3 separate regions of the Homo sapiens genome follow, and regions 2 and 3 are each linked to region 1. A link is an interaction called in ENCODE POLR2A ChIA-PET data of the cell type or tissue named here. Cell type or tissue: HepG2. All regions are shown on one strand.

What was found. ChIA-PET counts read pairs that join two places held together with the same protein. Peaks named below come from ENCODE experiments on the same cell type or tissue, not always from the same donor. Only the 100,000 strongest peaks of a DNase experiment are listed, where the experiment ranks them.
Region 2: POLR2A ChIA-PET joins it to region 1 with 5 read pairs; 1 of 35 experiments calls an interaction of 5 or more read pairs at or near these places.
Region 3: POLR2A ChIA-PET joins it to region 1 with 8 read pairs; 9 of 35 experiments call an interaction of 5 or more read pairs at or near these places.

The regions. Positions count from the first base shown.
Region 1 is chr20:46,520,035-46,522,534 of GRCh38, forward strand. No RefSeq gene overlaps it. Among named protein-coding and RNA genes, the nearest start is that of ZNF334, 7.7 kb to the left of the region's middle. In HepG2, a CTCF peak has its summit at 1,146 (motif pointing right); a DNase peak (open chromatin) is centred at 1,177.
Region 2 is chr20:46,627,346-46,629,845 of GRCh38, forward strand. The region is part of intron 1 of SLC13A3 (solute carrier family 13 member 3); the gene reads right to left. Among named protein-coding and RNA genes, the nearest start is that of SLC13A3, 23 kb to the right of the region's middle. In HepG2, no CTCF peak of the experiment used is centred here; a DNase peak (open chromatin) is centred at 1,371.
Region 3 is chr20:46,675,889-46,678,388 of GRCh38, forward strand. It overlaps a transcript of SLC13A3 not described here. Among named protein-coding and RNA genes, the nearest start is that of TP53RK-DT, 12 kb to the right of the region's middle. In HepG2, no CTCF peak of the experiment used is centred here; a DNase peak (open chromatin) is centred at 1,303.

The sequences.
Region 1 (2,500 bases):
CACATCACCTTTGGTGAGAGGAGGACCAACTGTGGGGATTGTGAATTCAAACCTCCTGAAAGCTAATGTTGATGGGAGGTGAGCCAGTGAAATGGAAATGGCACCTGAGGCAAGATCCTGTCTAAGTAGAGTTTAGCCCTTTGCAGGACAGGTGCAATGAGTGCTATGAGGGAGATAAGAACAAGTACTGTGGGCAGAGAGGAGATGGCTGCTCACCCTGGACAGTGGGTTCAGAAGTAGCCTCCAGGAGGAAGCGAACATTCAGTGTGGATCTGATAGATTAGAATTGGCAGCCAAGGGTGAAGAGGATTCCTCTGGTCAGAAGGAACAGTATGTGCAGAGGCCAGAGAGTGTGGTGCAGTTTGCCAGGTTTGAGCTCCAGTCAGGCCTATGAATGACATGGCTGGCTAGTTGGGCCTTGTTTGTTATGGTGAAGCATGTTGTATTTTCCAAAGATGCCCATTACAATATCTCCCATCCTACTTTCTCTTCTTACTGCATCACTCCCCCATCAAAAGGTGGACTCTATGTCCCCTCCCCTGAAACCTGGATAGACCTTCATGACTGCCTCAACTAAAAGGATATGGTGGAAGTGAGGCCACGTGACTAACAAGGCCTGGGCATAAAAGGCAATACAGTCTCCGCCCAGCTCTCTGTTTGAGGATGCTCACTCTTGGGACCTGGACGCCATGCCATGAGGAAGCCCAGGCTACATGAGGAGGCCATGTGTGGACATTGTGGGTAAAATTCCCAGCTAAGGTCCTAGCCAACAGACATGTGAATAAGAAAGCCTTCAAGAGGACTCCATCCCCAGCCACCACCTGCCTGAGTGTGGACCGCCTATAAGTGAACCTTCAGAATCATGACAGATAATAATAATAAATGATGTTGCTTTACACCAATAACCAATAAAGATGGTCAAATAGTGATCAAGGAGAGGAATTCCAAGCCAAAAGAAAGGTATAGGTAGGGTTTACTACCAAACCAAAGAAGGAGGAGTTCCAGCATTGCAGGAGGGAAGGGGAGGGCAGGGCAGAGGAGGGGAGGGGAGGGAAGGAATGGAGGGAGAGGGACAAGGTAAGAAGAAGGCAGACTGGCAAGCCCACACTGGATAGTGTGGTTTCCATGAAGGCCACTAAGTGGCAGCATTGGCACAGGCCAGTGGTTGTCAGACTGACTTTGTTGTTGCTTTGTCAGGCGACCTCGCTGTGAAGGCTCAGTGTCTGTGGCTGCAAGGTAAAGAAGGCCTGGCTGATAGCAAGTGCTGAGGAAGGCCTGGGAAGGCCTAGCTCTTGCTGATACATCAAATAATGTCAACCTCCCACAGCTGTTAACTCGAGTCAATTCATTTGTGGTGGACGTGTTGTTTTTTCTTCTGGTCCTCCTTTTTCTCATAACAAACACTTCAATTTTCCTTTGGGGAACTATACCACCACCACTCAGGTCTCCTGTATACACTCTCATAGGCTGTGCACTGCATAACTCCAGAGAATCCATCCATTCAGACTGTGATGAGTGGTGCCTACTGGAATTGAGGAGTGCCCAACCTGTACAACTGTCAATAACAGCCCTTGAAAGATGGTCCAAGTTGCCCATTGTGCTCCTGGTCTAGATACAAGCACATTGTCTGAACCAAGCATATCATGGATTTGATTTTGAATCCTGAGTAGAATGTTCATCCTGTTCATACTGACATGAATGCTGTGAAGCAACTGCCCATTAGCTCCAGCTACATGGATCTCCAGAGTTCTCCCTGGTTCTTTTCTTTTTTTGTTTTCCAACTCCAATAGAAATCAAATTCCCTTTTGATTTAGTTCGCCAGAGATGCTTTCTGTTGCTAGCAACCGGAGAACTCCAAAAAGTCACAATCTGTGCCTCAAAACTTTCTCAAGGAACCAGATTTCAGCAAAAGGTCTTGGGTATTAAGATTAAAACTAGTCTTTATTCATTATCCATTCATTTATTCATCCAACAAATATTTTGGGGGTACCTACTATGTGCCAGGCATGGTATTAGATTAGAGGACTCAGCGGTGAAGAAGCCAGTCATGCATGGTCACTGCCTACTCAGAATCTGGTGAGAAAGACCACAGTATGTAGATGATTACAGACAGCTATAGAATTCCAAATGGGGGGAAGTATTGTGAAAGAATAGAATGAAATGCATTTTAGGCTTGCTACAAGCAAGCAGTTTCTACCTCTTATAACAGTTAATCCTCAGAACAATGCTACATGTTAAGTAATACTATAGATCCTATTTCACAAATATGTAAACTAAGCTTACGTTAAATATAAATATACATCCAATAATTTATAAATAGAAATAGAAATAGAATTTTCCCAAGACTTGGGTCTTTCAATGCTAGAAGTGGGGCAGTCCTGGGCAAACAGGGACAAGTTGTCACTCTAATAAATAACTTGCCTGTGACCACACTGTTAGAGAGTGGTGGGGTAAGTATTCACTTCAGGTCTAGTTTTACCCTGAAGCTCATGCACACAAT
Region 2 (2,500 bases), 110 kb after region 1:
AAAAGTTCCCAAGCTTAACAGTAACTTACAGCTGGCACTGGACTTCAGTGTCATGAGTGCAATAGGGAGGGGCGGGGACTGTGGTGAAGTGGGGAACACAGGGGCCTCCCCTACCACGAGGACAACCACTGCTGCTCAGCTCCTCTGATTGTTGTGATGCAGGAATGTGGGTCCCGTGATGCCAGCTCTCCTGATTTCAAGAGAAGCTTGAAATTTTGCTTCTATGTGAAATCTCAGTTTTAAAAGATTTGCTCATTAAAAGGAAACTGTGGGCCAATCAAAAAAAAAACTACATCTGCAGGTGGTATTCAACCTATAGTCACCAATTTATGACCTCTCATCTAAGTGATTTGAATTGGTAGAAGGATGGACCCCTGCGGTAATTAATGAAAAACCGACATATTGTATATGTGCCCACACATACGCAATACTGAATGTAATGTCAAGATGTTGACAGATTAGTAGGGATCACCGGACTCTGTACTGAAAACCCCTGCTCCATTTTAAAATCCCCATTTTACAGATATAAACTGAGGTCTGGAGAGGAGGTGTAGTGTCTTCAGGACCATGCAGAGCCTAAGAGTAGATCTCATCACTCCCAGCCCTGGTCCGTTTGAAATAGTGGAATCATAGAGGGGAGTCCAGGTGGATCCATGATTTTACTCCACCCAACAGCAGCTCTGGTCAACCTCTGCCTCTGGGCCTCCTGTTTCATGAACTCACACCAGCCACGTGGCCACACTGAGGTTCATTCTGTGTGTTTGCAAAATAGAGGCTTCCCTCGGATCTTCAAGGGCAGATTCAGGTAGGAAGGAGTGTGGGGCCACATGATCCCGAGGCACTGCTCCTTTCAATTTTAACTTCTGGAGTTCAGAGGTTGGGAGAGGTGTCTGATTTTGCAGACTTATTTTCTGGGTCAAGCCAGGGTGAGCAGTTTGCTTTCTTGCCACTTGTTTCTGTCCAGAGGCTCCATTTTGGGAGGGAGAATCTTGCTGAGCGGGCCCAGGGAAGAAGGAGTAGCAGCTTCGGGTAAAACATTGCTTAGCTCCCAGCCTACTCCCTCTGCCGTCAGAAGCCAGTGGGACTCAGCTAAAATCTCTAGGGTTGAAGGAACTGACGGCAAGGCCTAACGGAGTCTGCATCTGGAGAAGACAGGTGCCACAGGGAAGGAGGCTAGTCCTAATGATCAAGGCTGACCCTAGAGGCCAGATTCTGGGTGAACTTGATATGGATGAGGTTGGGAGGATGGCTGAAATGGAAAGTGGTCAGCTGCCTTTGAAGGGGAAAGAATACCAAGCAACTCTCTAGTGCTGGCCTGTCTAAACAGTGGAGCCCTGGGTCACATGTGGAATTTAAGTTCAAGTTCATTAACATCAAACAAAATTTAAAATTCCAGTTTCTTAGTAACACTAGCCACATTTCAGGTGCTCAACAGCCACATGGGACTAGGGTCCACCATTCTGAACAGAGCAGATATGGAACATCTCCATCATCACAGAAAGTTTTATAGGACAGACTGTTCTAGAGAACTCAGGCCCAAGGGCCAGGAAGCCTGGGGATAGGTGGTTTTGCTGCTGAATTTTTGCAGAAAATCACTGAACACACTGAGCCTAAATTAGTTCATCTTCTAATTGGGAATAATAATATTGGGATGTCTACATCACAGAGGATTCCATTAGGACAAATGTCTGTGAAAGCATTTTGAAGTGTGTGATTGACATTTCTATCTTAGGGATGATATTATGAATAAATTTGGATTTCTTTCTTATATGCTCTATTTTCCAAACTTCAACAACAAATATGCACATATTTTAAAAAAGAAGGCATCCTCTGAATACACAAGTGATATATCTGTAAAATTATTGGGTTACATGTTCTTTCTCTGAGAATTAGCAGATATTTAATTATTGCAGAAATTTGAGTCCAGCCTGATTTCTCCCACCCCTTATAGCTCACTTGAATTTTTTGCCTGGATATCCATAAGGTTTTTTAATTAAGCTTCAAGTCCATTAATGTTACCACAATTTGTCTTGGTGTTGATGAGTGTCCATAAGCTGTTTCTGGAAGACAGTAAGCTCTTTCAACCTGCATATGTTTTAGTTTTGGAGAAATGTTCTTCTATTAAAGATTCCAATATTGTTTTCCATTTTATTTTTTTCTTCAGGAACACCAATTATGCTGATGTTGGATTTCCTTTGTCTTCCATACTAATTGTTTTTCATCCATCCTTTCTTACTTTTCCACTTCATTTTGTTCAATCTTTTTTAGCCTGTATATCATGTCTCTGATTATGTTTTTAATATTTCCCCATTTTGCTCTGTCTGATACAGCCTTTATAACAGAATAGCTTTATTTTTCTCTTCCACTTACTTCCTGAGTGCTGTTTTTTCACCCCCTTCTGCTTCTTAATCTCTCTTCTTTGCCCTTTTTGTTTCTTATTTTGAGATTTGTTGTAGGCAGGCAATTTTTAAAATACATTTCACCGAAAAATATCTGTCCG
Region 3 (2,500 bases), 160 kb after region 1:
AACGGAGAGTAGTTCCAAATTCATCAGCTTCTTTTCTTTTTTTGAGACAGAGTCTCACCCTGTCCAGGCTGGAGTGCAGTGGCGATCTCGGCTCACTGCAACCTCCACATCCTGGGTTCAAGCGATTCTCCTATCTCAGCCTCCCAAGTAGCTGAGATTACAGGCACCCGCCATCATGCCCGGCTAATTTTTGTGTTTTTAGTAGAGACAGGGTTTCGCCATGTTGGCCAGACTGGTCTTAAACTCCTGACCTCAGGTGATCTACCCACCTCGGCCTTCCAAAGTGCTGGCATTACAGACACAAGCCACCACCTGGCCTCACAGCTTTTTATTGAAGTACCACATAAATACTGAAAAGTACCCATATAAACATGCCTGCAGTTTCATGAAATTTTACAAACCCAATCCACCCACATAACCAGCATCAAGCTCAAGAAATAGAACTTGTCCATCCCCCGAGAAGTCCCCAGAAGCCCCCTCCAAATCACTGCCCCTTCACCAAGGGCAGCCACTCTCTCAACTCTTTTTTTTTTTTTTTTTTTTTTTAGTAGAGACAAGGTTTCACCGTGTTGCCCAGGCTGGTCTCGAACTCCTGAGCTCAGGCAATCCGCCCACCTCAGCCTCCCAAATTGTTAGGATTACAGGCACGAGCCACTGCGCCCGGCCCCTTTTTTTCTTTTCTTTTCTTTTTCTTTAGTTTGTTTAATTTTGTTTTTAACTAAAACTAAACTGTGTCATCCAGGCTGGAGTGCAGTGGTGCAATCACAGCTCACTGCAGCCTTGAACTCCTGGGCCCAGGAGATCCTTCCCGCCTCAGCCTCCCCAGTCGCTGGGACTACAGGCATGCACCACCTTGCCTGGCAGATCTGAACTGAGATTTAATAGAATTCCTGGGCTGCGTGGAAACAGTGGGGACGACGGCAGAAGTGGGGAGAACCATGAGAGGCAACTGCAGGGGTTCAGGCAAAAGATCACATGGCCTACGCCAGGGTGGCCAGGAGGGGGAACGGAGAGTAGTTCCAAATTCATCAGCTTCTTTTCTTTTTTTGAGACAGAGTCTCACCCTGTCCAGGCTGGAGTGCAGTGGCGATCTCGGCTCACTGCAACCCCCATCTCCTGGGTTCAAGCGATTCTCCTGTCTCAGCCTCCCAAGTAGCTGGGATTACAGGCGCCCACCATCATGCCTGGCTAATTTTTGTGTTTTTAGTAGAGACAGGGTTTCGCCATGTTGGCCAGACTGGACTTGAACTCCTGACCTCAGGTGATCCGCCCACCTCGGCATTCCAAAGTGCTGGCATTACAAGCACAAGCCACCACCTGGCCTCACAGCTTTTTATTGAAGTACAACATAAATACTGAAAAGTACACATATAAACATGCCTGCAGTTTCATGAAGTTTTACAAACCCAATCCACCCACATAACCAGCATCAAGCTCAAGAAATAGAACTTGTCCATCCCCCTAGAAGTCCCCAGAAGCCCCCTCCAAATCACTGCCCCTCCCCCAAGGGCAGCCACGCTCCCAACCTTTTAATTATATTTTGAAAGTAAAGCTGGCAGGATCTTTTGCTGGATCGAATGGGGGCGAGGGGAGCTGGTGAAAGACAGGAGTCAAAGAGAGCCCCCAGGTTTGGGGTGAAGTTCTGGATTCCTGGGGCTGCCATTTACTAAGATGGGAAACTTGTGATGGGGGCAGAGACTATGGGTGAAACCAGGGGTTTGTTTTGGGACCTGTTGAGTTTTGGGATGCCCGTGAGGCCCTGGGGAAGATACATGCCATCTTATCTAAAGGTTGCAAATTCAATGCTCTCAGGGACAAGTAACAAGAGGAGTAAGACATATCTCACTCTCCTCTTACCTCTGTAAGAAGAACAACGGGACCAGCGTGATGACAAACAGTGACTCAGAGCCAAAGAGCAATAGGGAGCAGTGGAGACTGGGGCAAATTGGAAAGCACAGGCCCCTCTAAAAGAAGAGGTGTTAGAACAGGGTCCCGTGTGGCAAGATCTCCTGACGATGTTTCCAGAGAAGCCAGATGTCTAGATTTTTACATATGAAACAATCCATATGTATGTTTGAAATTGTTTAACATTGGCATATGAAATTGTTTAACATTGGCAACTAAAAAGCAAACATTATGTGAACCCAAGAAAACTGCCTACAGTTACAGCCACCCACTGGACCTAGATCAAATCTTCCACTTTACAGGTGGAGAAACTGAGGCCCAGGGAAGTCTAGAATTTTCCCCAAACTCACAGAAGGAGTTGGTGGCAGACTTTGGCCAGGCCTTGAATAGGCTGGGTCTCAGTGCCGGGTTCTCACCTCCCAGGCCTTGGTAAGAAGGGGCTGGAGTTAGTCTGTCTCCTTCACTTTGATCTAAATAGAGAGGCTCTAACCTGACAGTAAAAGGCAGCAAGATGCTATGAACAAGTATGGCTTTGGCGGCCTGGGGTCTCTATCTGTGTTGGTTAGGAATGCTTTTGGCTTCAAGTGATGGAAAA